2 separate regions of the Mus musculus genome follow, and region 1 is linked to region 2. The links are chromatin contacts, found by Hi-C in ENCODE. All regions are on one chromosome and are shown on one strand. The core of a region is the stretch at or near the end of the contact, and the rest is flanking DNA. Distances in the headings are between cores, read along the strand shown.

Region 1 (7,505 bases), core at 4,959-7,458, 850 kb before region 2:
CCCAGTACTTGGGAGGTGAGTTTAACTGCAGGAAGTCAGGGCTATACAGAGAAACCCTGTCTCAAAAAACAAAAAAACAAAATAAAACAAAACAACAACAGCAAGATATAGAGGCTGGAGGGATGGCTCAGTCATTTAAAGTACTGGCTGCTCTTCCAGAAGACCTGGGTTCAGTTCCTACACCCACATAACAGTTCACAAGTGAGAGTACCTTTTTCTGGCTACCATGGACACTACATGCATTTGTTGCATGGGCATACATGCAGATAAAACAGCCATACACATAAAATAAAAATTTTAAGTTATAATGACAGTAGTGTGGAGCAATAAGATTGAGATTATTTTAAAACTCAATTTGACAGGACTAGAGAGATGGCTCAAGGGTTAAGAGTACTGGCTGCTCTTCCTTCCAGAGGGCCTGGGTTCAATTCCCAGCACCTACATGGCAGTTCACCACAGTCTGCAACTCTTGTTCCAAGGGATCTGACACCCTCACACAGACATACATGCAGTCAAATCACCAATGAATATAGAAATACAATTTAAAAAAAATCAATTTGACATTGTGTTGTGAAACGTAACATTCAATATTCTCTATCTGACTCTTCATTCCCTCCCCTCCACACACACACACTCCATTTAGGCTGGAACCCCTGCACATGCCCTGAACATCCCCTGCACAAGCTGGGAAACCCTATCTGCCCTCCAGACCCAACCCCGCACACACAGAGAAAACCTCAGGCTAAATTTCATCACTCCTCATCTGAACATTTCCTGCAGCCCACCCAGGGGCTCAGTGTTTGACCATGTAGAGACACAATCTTCGCCTAGTGTTATAAAACCTTCCCCCTTTAGCCTAGGCTTGTGACTTCACTGGCCTTCACCTGCGAGATTGATGAACCCACTGGAGAGCTGTTTTCTAATAAACCTGCCTTATCTACTTTTAATCTGGTCTAATCTGGCCTATATCTGCCAGAGGGAGGGGAAAAGCCTATTGCCTCAGACTCCAAGGTTTTATTATGTAGCCCAGACTAGCCTGTAACTTACTATGTAGACCAGGCTAGACTTGAACTCATATAGGTATGCCTGATTCTCCTTAGTGAGTGCTGGGATTACAGTCATGTGCCATCACACTTGATTCAATATACTCTTTAACCCAGTAATTCCACCATGTAGTCCCCATCCTTCATCTACCCAGCCCACTGTAGAGAATAAGATTATCTTCATCACTTCACTACTCATAATAGAAACCAAAACAAGATGTCTGGAAGAAGAAACCAGCTGAGCTGCCTAGAAGCTTAAGCTAACCTAGCTACCTGGAAAGAATATTCTCCAATTATTGTGTAGTGTACTGGGCTGGGCTTTTATCAGTTATCTTTGAGTCATTTCTCTTCCTATGGTTAACTCTCCATCCATATTTTTGTAAGGAATTCCAATAAAACTCACTGATTCACCAAATTAGATTTGGGTGGTATCTGTACTTTGCTTTGTAATTGGTTCCCTATCCAAGGTAAGTAGACATTTGTTCATGTCTTTCCAGTAAGTGTCACACAACATATTCATATAGCACTTACCATGTGCCTAATACTGTTTATAAGCTCTTTACATATTCTGACCTATTTAACTTCAGTGAGAAGATTCCATTTAGATTTTTCAATAATCTCTAATTGATAGATAGTAAAGCTAAAGTCCAGAGGGATTGATAGTAACTCTGAGGCCCACAGCATAGCTGGCATTAATCCAAATTGGCTGGTTTATGCTCTTCATCACTACCTTATTAAGTATTTATATATAAAAATACAATTACAATAGAGTTTAATCATAAAAAAGTTATAGCAGTTTTTTTTACAACAATAGTAAAAGAATATATATGCAAAGCTTTGTAAGTATACTAAGACTCCCTGACGTTTAGATCTTATATGGGTAAGCTGTATGCCAGCAATTACATATATATTTTGAGACAAGGTTTTTCTCTGTAGCCCAGCCTGAGGTGGAACTCAATATATAACCTAGGCTAGCTTCAAAAAAAATTTTTTTTTGAGACAGGGTTTCTCTGTATAGCCCTGGCTGTCCTGGAACTCACTTTGTAGACCAGGCTGGCCTCGAACTCAGAAATCCACCTGCCTCTGCCTCCCAAGTGCTGGGATTAAAGGTGTGCGCCACCACACCTGGCTTAGCTTCAAATTTTTAACCATCCTTCTGCCCCAGCCTGCCATATAAAAATCTGTCTTTAAAACTTTCCACAAACCACAAGTTCATCACTTTATAATGCAAACTAGATCCCAACATGATTGATTGCTCATAGATAAAATACGTACTTTTCTTGGTATCTGAGAAAACAAACCTTGCTCCCAAGAGACCACTCATTTTACTTCAGGAGATGAGACAGAAAATTTTAATCTACTACTATGGAAGGGGAAAATGTTCAGTCTCGAGTTTTAGGCTTGTTTTCATATACCAGGAAATTAAACAGATCTCAATGTCTACAATAAATTCATATTGCAACTATAATTGTGAGGATATATATACACAATAAAACCCAGGAAGAATAAAGAGGGAAAGAACATTGAAATTATACTGATATTTTTAAAGTTGTGCATATACTTTTGCTTTTTCTTTCATAAACACTATGATTCTCCTCACTGAGGACAGTTGCCCTCCTGGATCTGACCACTGATCACTTGGAGACAAGAGGAAAGCTTGGATTGCTTTTCAACAATTTTATTGACAACACCCAAAGAAGAGTTTCAGGTCTTTGCCCTTTAAACCATGGGTCATTTTTATCCTTTCTCAGCCCTCTTCAAGGAACATGTGTAAATACAAGTTGCTAAAACCTCACTTACACAGCTTAGTGCTTCAAAGAACACAAAGGAAATGACATCAAAATAAATCAATCACAGCAAGTCTTCTCAATGCTTGCTTTCTATTTCAATGAGCATTTGTTTGAAGTCAAATACAAGCAGAATATATAAATGACTATACTTTTAATGCTTAGGACCTCATTTTGTTGTCATGGACAAACATATGTAACAAACTTATTTTTGACCCTTGTTGTCAAAAGGTGATGGCCTTTACTGTTAGCATTAAACTTATCAGTCTTCTTGGCTCCAGGAAGCACACCAGTTCCCTTGGAAGCCTTCCTCACACTGTCTGAAGTGGCAAAAGCAGCTTCTCTGAAGCTCCCCGATGCTCTCAAAGGACAAGCCACTAAGCTGTTTGTCCTTTTTCCATCTCCTTCAGTTCTTTTTTTTCTCAGTTCTAGTTTCTAGTTCTCAGTTTGCTTCCCTCAAGCTCCTGCCATTAGGTCTGAGAAACTACACTGACTGGTCCTTATCTTGCCTCTGCATCAGTGAATCACCTGCGTTAATCAATTTAGGCTGAAAACAGTCACTCCAAGTTTTTCTGGATTGACTATTCCACTGAGTAATCAGGTTAAGGTTTAACTTCAATTCCTGTTTTTTTAGTATTCATATAATCTTAAAATAGATGAACACACCTCTGAAAAGTTCTTTATGCTTTTTTAGAGATTGTGTGTACAACTACTTTATCTCCCAATATCCAAGTTTTTATTTTTCAGTATCATTTTCCACTAAAGAGAACAGGAATGTTCTTGTAGGAATGATAGATTCCACATCTGAGGCAAAAATGTATCAGGCATGCCTGGAACAGAATAATGGAGCAGGGGAGAATGTGAATAGGATTATAGACTTAAAGAAAAATAAGACGGACATGATCTTATAATTGCTGAGACTCTGTGTTCAGGACATGAGGTGGTCTTCAGGAAATACCCTACTATTGTACATTTTTAAACTAAAATCCTACAAGGAAAATTTCTCTTGCTAATCCCTGCCCCTAAGAGCAATCTCTGTAACAATTTCAATAAAAGTGTAAGCATATATATGTAATCCACGATTTTTAAAACCACAACTGGTAGTTTATTATACACATTTTTTCTCTGACTGATGGCATTTTATGTTAACATTATTTAAACATCTTTTAAACATTATTTTTGCAGGCCTGGAGAGATGGCTCAGGCGTTGAAGAGTACTTGCTGCTCTTACAGAGGACTACAGTTTGTTTCCCAGGGGCCCAGATTGGTGACTCACAACCCTGTAACTCCAGCTTCAGGGGCTCTATCACCCTCTCTGGCTTCTCTGGATATTAGAACACTACCATACATACAGACATTCACATAAATATTTTTATGACAAAGTCTCGTTATACAGTCTTGGCTGGCCTAGTATTCACTATATAGACAACTCTGGTCTTGAATTTACAGAGATCTGCCTGCTTCTGACTTTCAAGTGGTAGGATTAAAGGGGTACACCATCATGCACTGCTAAATAAATCTTTAAAAGAATTTTTTTTCCCAGTACTAGGAATTGAACCTAGAGCTTCACATAGGTGTCCAAGGGTCCTGAGCTATGTCTCCAGACTTTTGTGTAGGGGTGGTTTTAAGACAGAATCTCACCAAGTTACCAAGTTACTCTAGCTAATGAAGAAAGCAATTGTGATCCTATCCGCAAGAGCAGCTGGGATACAGGTGTTCCAAAAGCCACATAACAGCTACTTTTAATATACAAATATGTCTATGCTTTATAGTATTTTGCGGTTTATAACTTACATATTGAGCTTCTTTCAAATCTTTTTGCTGTGACCAAGAGAGTTTGGCCCAACTGTTCACCAATTTCAGGGTTATATACCAACAAAACAAAACGGTTGAAATAGGGCTAATCAGGTTGCTGTATCTAATCTTCAAGTAGCTTATAAATTTAGAATTCAAGTTTTGGGGAAGGGCATTCTTATCACCTTGTAAAATGTCCTGTTTTAAAACACATTCTCTACTCAGTCTTAGAAGATGTAAATACCAAAATCTTTCTCATCTCTCCTAGGTACATTTTTGGGAAGACTGCAAAAAGCCTATTTCCTCTCACCAGGAGGTAAACGCTAGTGGGATAGACTACGCATCTAATCTCATGATCACCAGTATTACATAAGCTTAAGAGATTCAGGTGCATGGGGTCGCAGAGGTGGGAGACGGGAGGCGTTTAGACGGGAATCACGGTTAAAGGAGTCAAAGGAAGTGGATATAGGAGGGAGCAAGGTGGCCATGTTACTGGGTCCTACTATGGATTAATCGGAGTGCTGGAGTCCTAGAAACGAGATAAATGTAGTGTCCGCACAGTGAGAAGTGTGACACATTAAAGCAAAGCACAGCTATATTATGTCTCACACATCTTTTATAAATGCAAACCTTACAGGGATTCACAACATAAAGCAGGAAGCAAAAATCTGCAAGTGGTCCTGCAGGTCGGACCAGTAAGTGGGCTTGCAGGACACTGCGGGCCCTAAGGCGGCCACTGAGACTGGCCAGGGCTCCGCGGCGCTGTTCCCTGTGTCCGCGGGCGGGCAGTGACTCGGTACCGCCCAGGGCGTCAGCGTGACCCGAGGCTCTGTGAACCCTGAACTCACCGCCCCAGCGGGCCGCACAGACCGGGGCAGGCGTTTTCTCGCGCACGGGGGTGGGGCTTTTTCAGGCAGCTAACTAAGATGGTGTCGGCTGGACTGTCCGGGACAGCTGCCTAGGCGGATCGAGTGAGGGCCAGCAGCCGGAAGGACCACCGAGCCCATTGTCCCGCCCAGACAGGACAGTGAGGAGCCCGCAAGTTCCAGACTCGAAGGACCGAAGCACAGGCAAGTACGCCGTAAGGACCTAACAAATGTTTAAGAGAACGCCGAAAGCGCGGGGAGGCGGGCCTGACTCACTGTCACCATCTCGCGACAGCAAAGTGACGTCGCACAGCAAGCGCGTGGTCTTAGTCTTTCACCTTCAGACGCCTCAGTTTATGGGCCTACTCCTTTAAGTGAGTGATGGACAGCGCTTTTATCCAATCATGTTCCTCGTCAACATCCAATCAGATTTAAACTTTCTTCAGCCGCCGGAGAAGTTGGAAGACTGGGGTCGAAAGAGAGCGAGCGAGTGAGCGAGTGAGCGAGCGAGCTCTTTGTCTCTCGCGAGATCGGAGAGAGCCAAATTCTCAGGAAAAAACGCCTGAACTGATGTCCAGACTTCCCGATAGTGATTTAAAAGACGTGGCCACAAACCAATGAAAGGGAAGAGAAGGTGGGATCGCTGCGTTCGCCGTGCTAGAAGTACCGTTACAGGGCAGAGTTTTTGTCCAATCAACGCTTCTAGGCTTTGGGTCAGGTGACCATGAAGTGCGAGGGGCGGAGCTACAGCCTGGCGCGAGGAACCGTTAAGATAGACAACGAATATAACCAATGAGGTACTGGGATTAGGGCGTTGGGAACCCAATAACAGCGTCGGGGCGGGCGCCTTCCCGGAGCGCGGGGAGATGTAAAGACGGACAAATAGTTTTTCCAATGAGAAGGCTGAAGAGTGAATTAATTGACCAATGAGGTCTGCGGGGCGGGAGCCTTTGCCGCGGCGGAGTCCAAGATGGCGGCGTGCGAGTCCGCTGTGTGAAACGAGCGCGGGGTGGCGGGTTAGTCAGCTCCGCAGAGACGACCTCCGGCGACCCTCAACAATGAAAGGAAAGGAGCGCTCGCCGGTCAAGCCCAAGCGCTCCCGTGGCGGTGAGGACTCCAGTTCTCGTGGGGAGCGGAGCAAGAAGTTAGGGGGCTCCGGCGGCAGCAATGGGAGCAGCAGCGGGAAGACGGACAGCGGCGGGTCGCGGCGGAGCCTTCATCTGGACAAGTCCAGCAGCCGGGGCGGCAGCCGCGAGTACGAGACCGGCGGGGGCAGCTCCAGTAGCCGCTTGCACAGTTACAGCTCCCCGAGCACCAAAAATTCCTCAGGCGGGGGCGAGTCGCGCAGCAGCTCCCGGGGTGGAGGCGGGGAGTCACGTTCCTCCGGGGCCGCCTCCTCCGCGCCCGGCGGCGGGGACGGCGTGGAGTACAAGACCCTGAAGATCAGCGAGCTGGGGTCCCAGCTGAGCGACGAGGCGGTGGAGGACGGGCTGTTTCACGAGTTCAAACGCTTCGGTGATGTAAGTGTCAAAATCAGTCACCTCTCAGGTTCTGGCAGCGGGGATGAGCGGGTAGCCTTTGTGAACTTCCGGAGGCCAGAGGACGCGAGGGCGGCCAAGCATGCCAGAGGCCGCCTGGTGCTCTATGACCGGCCTCTGAAGATAGAAGCCGTGTACGTGAGCCGGCGCCGCAGCCGCTCCCCGTTAGACAAAGATGCTTACGCCCCGTCATCCAGCGTGGTCGGGACCTCAGTCGGTAGCCACCGGCACGCCCCTGGAGGAGGGGGAGGTCAGAGGTCGCTTTCCCCTGGAGGTGCTGCTCTGGGATACAGAGACTACCGGTTGCAGCAGTTGGCCCTGGGCCGCCTGCCTCCTCCACCCCCGCCACCATTGCCCCGAGAGCTGGAAAGAGAACGAGACTATCCGTTCTATGACCGGGTGCGCCCGGCCTACAGCCTGGAGCCGAGGGTGGGAGCTGGAGCAGGTGCGGCTCCTTTCCGAGAAGTGGATGAGATA
Region 2 (7,272 bases), core at 2,425-4,924:
GGGGGGGGTACAGGAGGGTTAGAGAGATGACTCAATGGTTAAGACCATTTGCTGCATTTGCAGAAGACCCAGGCTTGGGTCTCAGCACCTACACTGCAGCTTGCCACCATTTGTAACTAACTCAGTTCCAGAGAATCTAGCTCCCTATTCTGTCCTCCATGGGCAACAGGCATGCACACAGTGCACTTGCATACATGCAGTCAAACACTCATACACTTTTAAAATAATAAAGGAAAAGGATTAAAAACATGAAATTAGAGAGATGAATGTTTGGGAAGAGAAAAGGAACTGGTGTGGTGGGCATGGTCACACATAAAATACATGATCACACATAAAAAAACCCAACTATGAAGCCTATTTGTTTATACAATGGGTATGTGCTGAGATGAGGAGGAAGAGAGAGAAGAGGGGGGAGGAGAAGCAGGAAAAAGGTGATAGTGGCAGCCTTCTGGGGCTAGTAACCCAACGGTAAACACTGACTCATGGCCAACATGAGCTTAAGTTCAGTGAGAACAAAACCAAGTTTGTCTTAGCCATGAGGAAATGTCTAAAGAGGAAAGGGCTATAAAGGTGTCTAGAGAGTCCTTGTCCTGAAAGCCAAGAATTAAACCTTATCATTCAAATCTCAGAGTGTCTGGGAGGCTCCATGGAACAAGACAAGCAGGCCTGGGTGCAGAAGACTACAGTAAGAGGGTCCAACTGGAACCTCTTCCTGTGTGTAGAATTGTTAAGCTGGGAGGACACAGGCCAGAGCCTTGTGGTAGCAGAGGAGAGGGGCAGCACGTCCTTGTTCTTGTGGGATTCCTGAAGGGACACTAACATGGCGGCACATGCTGATGTGTATTCTCCCTACATGCACCATTCCCACCAAGCCTAAGCTTTTGTAGCCGTGTCTTTGGCAAGCCCAGCCTTGGAGAGGAAGGGGCGGTTCTGAATTGCACCAACCAGGAGGCGCCTGCAGTATCCGATCTTCCTGCTCCCATCCACATTGGTCAGGACAAATGAGAAGGTCTCCCTAAGAGAGAGCAGACCAATGGTGTTCATTTGCTCACTGGATCCTAAAACAAGAGTGAAGTCAGCTTCAGAGGAGGGGAGAGGAAGACAAAGGGGAGCTGCTGATTAATCATGGGGATAATCACAGCAGTCACTTACTAAGCACTTGATGGTGTCAAGCTCTAATGCATCGCCTCATTCGAGACTCAACTAAACATTTCTGAAGAAGGTTCAATTATTATCACCACTTTAAGGACCAGGTAAGTAAGGCTCTGAGGTTACTTCTTATCTAAAAATTGAAGTCCTGGTCTGCTTCCAGTGTTCATGATGCAAGCAAGAACCATTTCCTTATTGTAGAGGCCAAAGTCTTTCTCTCCAGTCCAGAGTAGAAAAAGATAAATAAATAAAAACATTTTTAAAAGGCAATTTCTTCTTCTAGGAAGAGGTAAGAGACTCTTTAAAGTCTTCAGAGAGAAAGTCAAGTCACAGCTTCAATCATTTGTCTAAAGGATCCCAAGCAAAATATTTCCCTGGCAAAAACTCAGCATTCATACCAGGTGAGGGGACAAGAGCCACGCATTTGCCCTTCTATCCAAATCTGATACCCTTTCCTGCAGGCTGAGTGGTTACCTGGGATACTCTGTGAGTGGTGCCCACTCATTTCCATCAGGGAAGCAGAACAAAGGGATGGCACTGAGCAACCGGTCCTCCTCCTCCTGCTGACCTCGGAGCAGGTTCTCCCTCTGTCAGGAAAAGACAGTGGAATTTAGGCAAAGAAGCAGAGGTCAGAAGCCTGTCAGCCTTCTTTCTGACCAACATGGGGTACAAAGGTGCCTTTGGTTGGTACCATACAGTCTGAACTCTAAGTCTAGCTGGAAGAACCTCAAAGAGAAAGCAATTTGTTCTGGGCCACATCAATGTAACCTTGGGTTGGAATTCAGTATCCTGAGGATTTACATATTCAAAAAGAAGATTAGAAAGGTCAGCTGGACCAACCTCCTGAGAGGGTGGCATCAGAGAGAAACCACATCATAGAAAAGAAGCAACCCTTCCAGTTGCTAAACCTTCTAACAAGAGAGGCTGGTAAGAAGGGGACATTACGCCTCACCCAGTGCATGATCAGGCAAGAAGAGATCTAATACTTTGGGAGACTGATCTTAGGCTGTGCTTGAGTCGGGGGCCTGCTTGATTCTCTACCACACAACCAGGAAGGCCATCCCTTCTTAGTAGTTCCAGCAGAAGCTGAGTTTTCCTGTAGGAAAAGGTGACTGAGGTGGAATTTGGAAGAACTGAAGGTTTCCCACAGGGGCAAGAGCATTGTTTCCCTGCTCCAGAGTTTCAGTCAGTCCTTCACAAAGCAGTCAGACCTAGATTCTCTGGGTGATTACAGAAAACTAGGGCTGGGCTACAAAGGAAACTAGAGCAGTGAGCTCAGGGCTAGAGCCCAGGCAGCGTGGTAAGACATAGAACTCCTCTATTACCTTTTAAACACACCTTCGTCCTCCCACCTCCATCCTCAGGCCCCACTTCTCCCTCCATCCTTACCTTGGGAAACTGGTAAGTGATCGTGGGCTCATAGTCATCCCCTAAACGCTTTTTCTTTAAAGAAACAACAAGAAGGTATTCAAAGAAGTGCTGGCCTCCAGCAAAGCTAGATGGAGAATGCTCCTGGATCCTTTCTGGCTCTGTGACAGCTTCCCCAGGATTGTTCTGGGATTGTCCTAAAATGGAGATGCAAGGGTCTCTTGAGTATTCTTTCCACTCCTCCATTCTGTAGTGCGAGCGAGAATCTGGGCAACAACCATGCCTCAAGGCTACAGTGCCAAGCCTGACCAGGCACCACCAGGCAGGATCAGAGCCAAGGGGGCAATTTCCATACCTGCCCTGGGAAACTTGAAACTGTGGAGTGACACAGGAAGAAAAGAAAACACTGATGTAGAACCGAGGAGCCATGCCATGCTGTGGAGGTTCTTGGAGGCCTGATGCCTGACACTGTATAGTCTGCCTGATGCAACAGTTCTGGGTATTTTGTGAGCCCTGAGTAAATTTGCACTAAATAATCAGAGTAGACCCATAGGGCATTTTTTGGTAATTATAGCAAGACCTCTGCAACAGACGGGACTAGCTCTGCAAACTGATAAGGCAATCCTCCTGGCTTGACCACATGGGGGCCATGTGGGTTTGAGCATATAAAGGAAAAAGAGGATCACTACAGCAGGAATCAGCCCATAAAAAGATCATCCGAAAAAGGAAGTAGGCAATCCAGTTCTGACCTGCTCGAAGTCGTGGCAAGCGATTTCGGAGCAGCCTGAGGGTTCGGCCTACCCCTTGTCCTTCCATCATTCTGAGCTTTGGGGGCATGGATGTTCTTTCTCCTTCAGGCTGGCCACAGAAAGCCTGAGAAAGTGCCTTCTGCCTTGGTCTCCAATCACAACTTTATTGAGCTGAGCCACACGCTGTCTCCCAAAGGCAGAGAGCAGTTTCCATCCTGTGTACTCCGTAATTGAGCAAGAAGGATGTGAAAGGACCCACGAGGCAGCTTAGTGTGGGCACTGACAGAAGCAGCATCCTGGCACTACAACTCAGCTCTTGGCTCCTCCCAAGAGCCCCAGGGTGTGGTAACAGAAAAGGTCATGAGCAAACATCTCAAGGCACAGCTGCTTCTGGGCCAAGGGCTTTCAATTCCAGTGCTTGCAGACCATGTGGTGAGTTTATTTACAAACCCAGGCAGCGAGGGATGCCTGTGAAGATCAGACTATGGACTCCAGTGCCTCGTGGGGCACAGCACAGGTATTTTACATCCCTCATCCTCCACTGCTCACGATCACCTTTTCAAGCAATCGTCGGGAGCTGCAAAGTCCCACCAGGCCAACTGGCGAATCTAAAACATCAAGGATCTTCAGGAACCCAGGACTGAACACTTCTTGCAGCCAAGATGCCAGATTGCCCTGATTCAGATAAGTAGACTTGCCCACTCATTCTCTAAATGTACTAATAACTTGTAACAGGAGAGGCCCACCTCTGAGAGGCCCAGATATACAGAATAGCTGTGAAGGTGATTACTTCACCCACTCCTCCCTGGCAATCTTTCCTGATCTAAGGCATAAATCTCTCTCACTATTCCAGGGTTCCGGAAGAATCCTTTCTCTCACCATCTTTACTAAAAGGAAGCAATGACTCGGGAAATCGTCCCCAGCTTAGAGTAGGAGCCTAGTTGCATCAGCAGCTGTAGGGGTACAGAGCATCTTCACCCCTCCCCTACCCCTGCTCAGCCTTTCCTCTGGTTGGGCCAGGACAAGCTAAACAGCAGGCCCAGTACTATGTCTAGAGATTGAGGAAGAGGAGAAAAGTAGTCGCTGATACCCTGGGTTATTAAACAGAAAGTCCTGAATAAGGAAATGTACAGGATAAGAGGAAGGAGACTTTGCCCAGAAGTAACTTAATGGGGAGGGAAGAAGTAAAAGGATCTGGTGCCTGTGTCTGCCACTCCTGCAAAGAATTAGCAGCCCTCTGGGAGGGAGTGTGTTGCTATGGTAAGAAGGAAGGCTGTCACCCTACTCCTAAGAGCACTGAAACTGTGGCACTGGTAAAATGCAGGACTCAGAAACCCAACATTGACTTGTGGCGGAAGCAGCAATCATAGTACAGATGATGAGAGTTGGGATCTTGAGAACGGGGAAGCAAGACACCACAGAAAGTACTTGTGTCTTACTTGTAGCCTGTATAGACATGTTGCATAATCTTTACTGGTTGCCTTACGGAGCAAGAGCATGCCTAGTACAGAAAGGAAAACCGAGGCATTAAGTCACTCGGAGGCAATTGAAAATGAACAGGATCTGTACAAAGTGAACGTCATAAAAAGTTCCAAATCCAGGCTCAGGCCTTCTGGTGTATTACACAGTAAACATCTCCCGGTAGGAAGAGGTAGTGGGTGGAGTGGGATGGGTGGCGAGCAAATGGCTTGGGGGGCCAGAGTCATCTTCCTGGTCATCCCAGAAGCTCAGGAAATGTCTTTTCCTCAGTCCTTGGGGCTGGCTTTTCACTCCATTTCCTCCTGCTTTATCAGGAGAAACAAGGGACCAGCAATGTCAGAAATCCCAGACCAATGAAAAGTAACTAAGACCTTTGGGCTGAGGCTCAAGATCCAACAGAGTGTTTTCTCCTTCTCCCCCTTTCAAAAGGGGTTCTCACAGAAAAGCACGAGAAGGATCAATATGCATCAAACTCCTCTATAGTAGAAGGCACCTCACTTGACCCGGATGCCCTGGAATGGATTATTATCCTCAATTTTAATTGAGGGAGGAGCCACTCCTCTAGGGAAGTCAGGCGTCTGGTTATACTTGTTCCTCCAACAGGAAGCCCCTCCCACAACCACCTGAAGGAAGAGAGGGGACTTTAGGGAACCTTGATCTGAAAAGCTGTTGTGTGTTCTTTGCTGAACTGCTAGCAACCCAGAATCACCGTAACAGTCTTCCCTACCAGTGTTTTACACACACACACACACACACACACACACACACACACACACATCTCTAAGACAAAACAGCCTGAGCCAGTGAACCAGAAGGGGAAATCCCCCAGGAAGCAAGAGGACAGTAAGAAAGATGAAAGAGTCACACCCATATGACCTGACAGGTGCTAAAGTTGTGACCAGGTACATATAGAATGCCTGCCTTCCTGTTCCTCCACCACAAGGAAGATCCTCCAGGTACCATTGCTAGCCATATGCTGCTGTGAGGGTAAGGTGGAGAACAACTGAAATGTGTCCTCTGAGCCCTAGGAAGCAGACCCTAGCCATTCAGTAGCAGATTACTCAGGTCCAGGAAGCCCAAGAAAACCAAGCCAGAACTCTGTAGCAAAAAGAGGACTTATCTCCTCCCAACATACTGCTCCAGCCATTGCTGCCCTCTCCCTGGCACGCAGGTAGAAGAGGCATATGCCATAACGACCAGGCTGGAAGAGTGTGGTAGAAGCGAGAAGGTACAAAGAGCAGAGCAGTCACAAGTCCCTACAGTTACGAGAAGGAAGTACCGACCTCAGCTCTGAGGCCTCTTATGAGAGGGGGCCACTGATATCTTCACTTGCAAATTCAGGAAGAGGCGAGCTCTCTGGGAATGACTCTTACAAACTGGTTTTTTTTTTTTTTTTTTTTTTTTCCAGAAGCATGGGCTCTGTCTGAACAAACCCGAGGGTGACAGCTCAGCCATAGCACTGGCCAGACATAAACAGCAACAGATGTTTGTTGAATGAATGGATACATTAATGAATCCTAATTGCCCTTCTTCCAAGTCCCAGTGCTCCAGATAAGGAGAAAGGAAACGGATGGCACATCTAATTTCATCCCTATAATCCACCCTGGACAGGGAAAAGATTCCAATTTTACAGGTCAGAACTCAAGGTCCGGATTGAGGAAACAGCTGAGCTGATCTACCTGGCTGCTCTACTGAGGTCAGTGCTAAGGGCTTGGGGAGACCAGTTTTTGTGGCACGGTTATCTGCAAGGCAGGGACAAGCTGGATCTCCTCGGGAACTGAAAAAAAAAATCCAGTTAAGTAGGGAAGGGAAGCGCCTCCCGGAGGGCTTGACGGCCTAAGCTCTTTAGCCACAAAGTGGCTGCACCACAAGCTTCCTGGATAGAAGGACACGTGGCCCTTGGGGCCCCACAACCTTTGTAGGTTTCTGGCCACCAGGTTCCCCCTTGACCCAGCAGATCTGTCCCCTTGTTGACCTCTACCTGTTCCCTTGAGCTCACCTGCCTCCTGCCCAGCCCTCACAGATCCCGCCCAAACTGATCCACGTTCCTGACCCCAGTGCCGCACCGAGCCTATAGTTCGGGGGACCCCACGCCCTCTTTCCCCCGCGCGTTGTGGCCCGCACTAACCCCGCTGGCCGCGTTTCAGTCTCAGGCTGGCTCGGAGGCGGCGGCCGAGCCCATCCATGGCCCCTCCAGTGCCCAGCGCCTGCTCCCACGTCCGCGCCAGCCCCGCCCCCCAAATCCTTGACCTTCTTGGGGCCCTGGAACTTTCACTTTCACGCGGGAGGCGCAAGGAGGGGGTGGGGCGGGGCAGCGCACCTTCCGGGCTCCTGCCCAACCCCTGGCGCACCTGGGCTGGCCGCTCTTCTCGGGTCCTCACCCTACCCCTCTGCGCCTCTAGGCTCGGGGTGCCAGAGGGCGCCAGCGCGTCCATCCGGGAGGGGCGGTACCATCTCATTGTCACCCTTTGTGAAACTTCACCTTCTGAAACACTCTGGTAGGTGCCTAAAGAGAGAGACCCCTACC

The links. Hi-C counts contacts between places; a loop is a spot of excess contacts on that map.
Region 1: a loop to region 2 is called in a map of T-helper 2 cell, with 3 times the contacts of the local background. The contact joins the promoter of Rbm15 here to the promoter of 2010016I18Rik in region 2. A Hi-C loop is called at or near these places in 2 of 37 maps with a recorded cell type or tissue (T-helper 17 cell and T-helper 2 cell).

Annotation. Positions count from the first base shown.
Region 1 is chr3:107,331,992-107,339,496 of GRCm38, reverse strand. Rbm15 (RNA binding motif protein 15) reads left to right here and starts at 6,208. Exons shown (of 2, transcript NM_001045807.1): 1 at 6,208-7,505. The coding sequence starts at 6,417.
Region 2 is chr3:106,482,315-106,489,586 of GRCm38, reverse strand. It overlaps 2010016I18Rik (RIKEN cDNA 2010016I18 gene), which reads left to right and starts at 3,674. Exons shown (of 2, transcript NR_033207.1): 1 at 3,674-3,783; 2 at 6,154-7,272. Dennd2d (DENN/MADD domain containing 2D) reads right to left here and starts at 3,547. Exons shown (of 12, transcript NM_028110.2): 1 at 3,267-3,547; 2 at 2,539-2,714; 3 at 1,624-1,736; 4 at 946-1,015. The coding sequence starts at 3,354.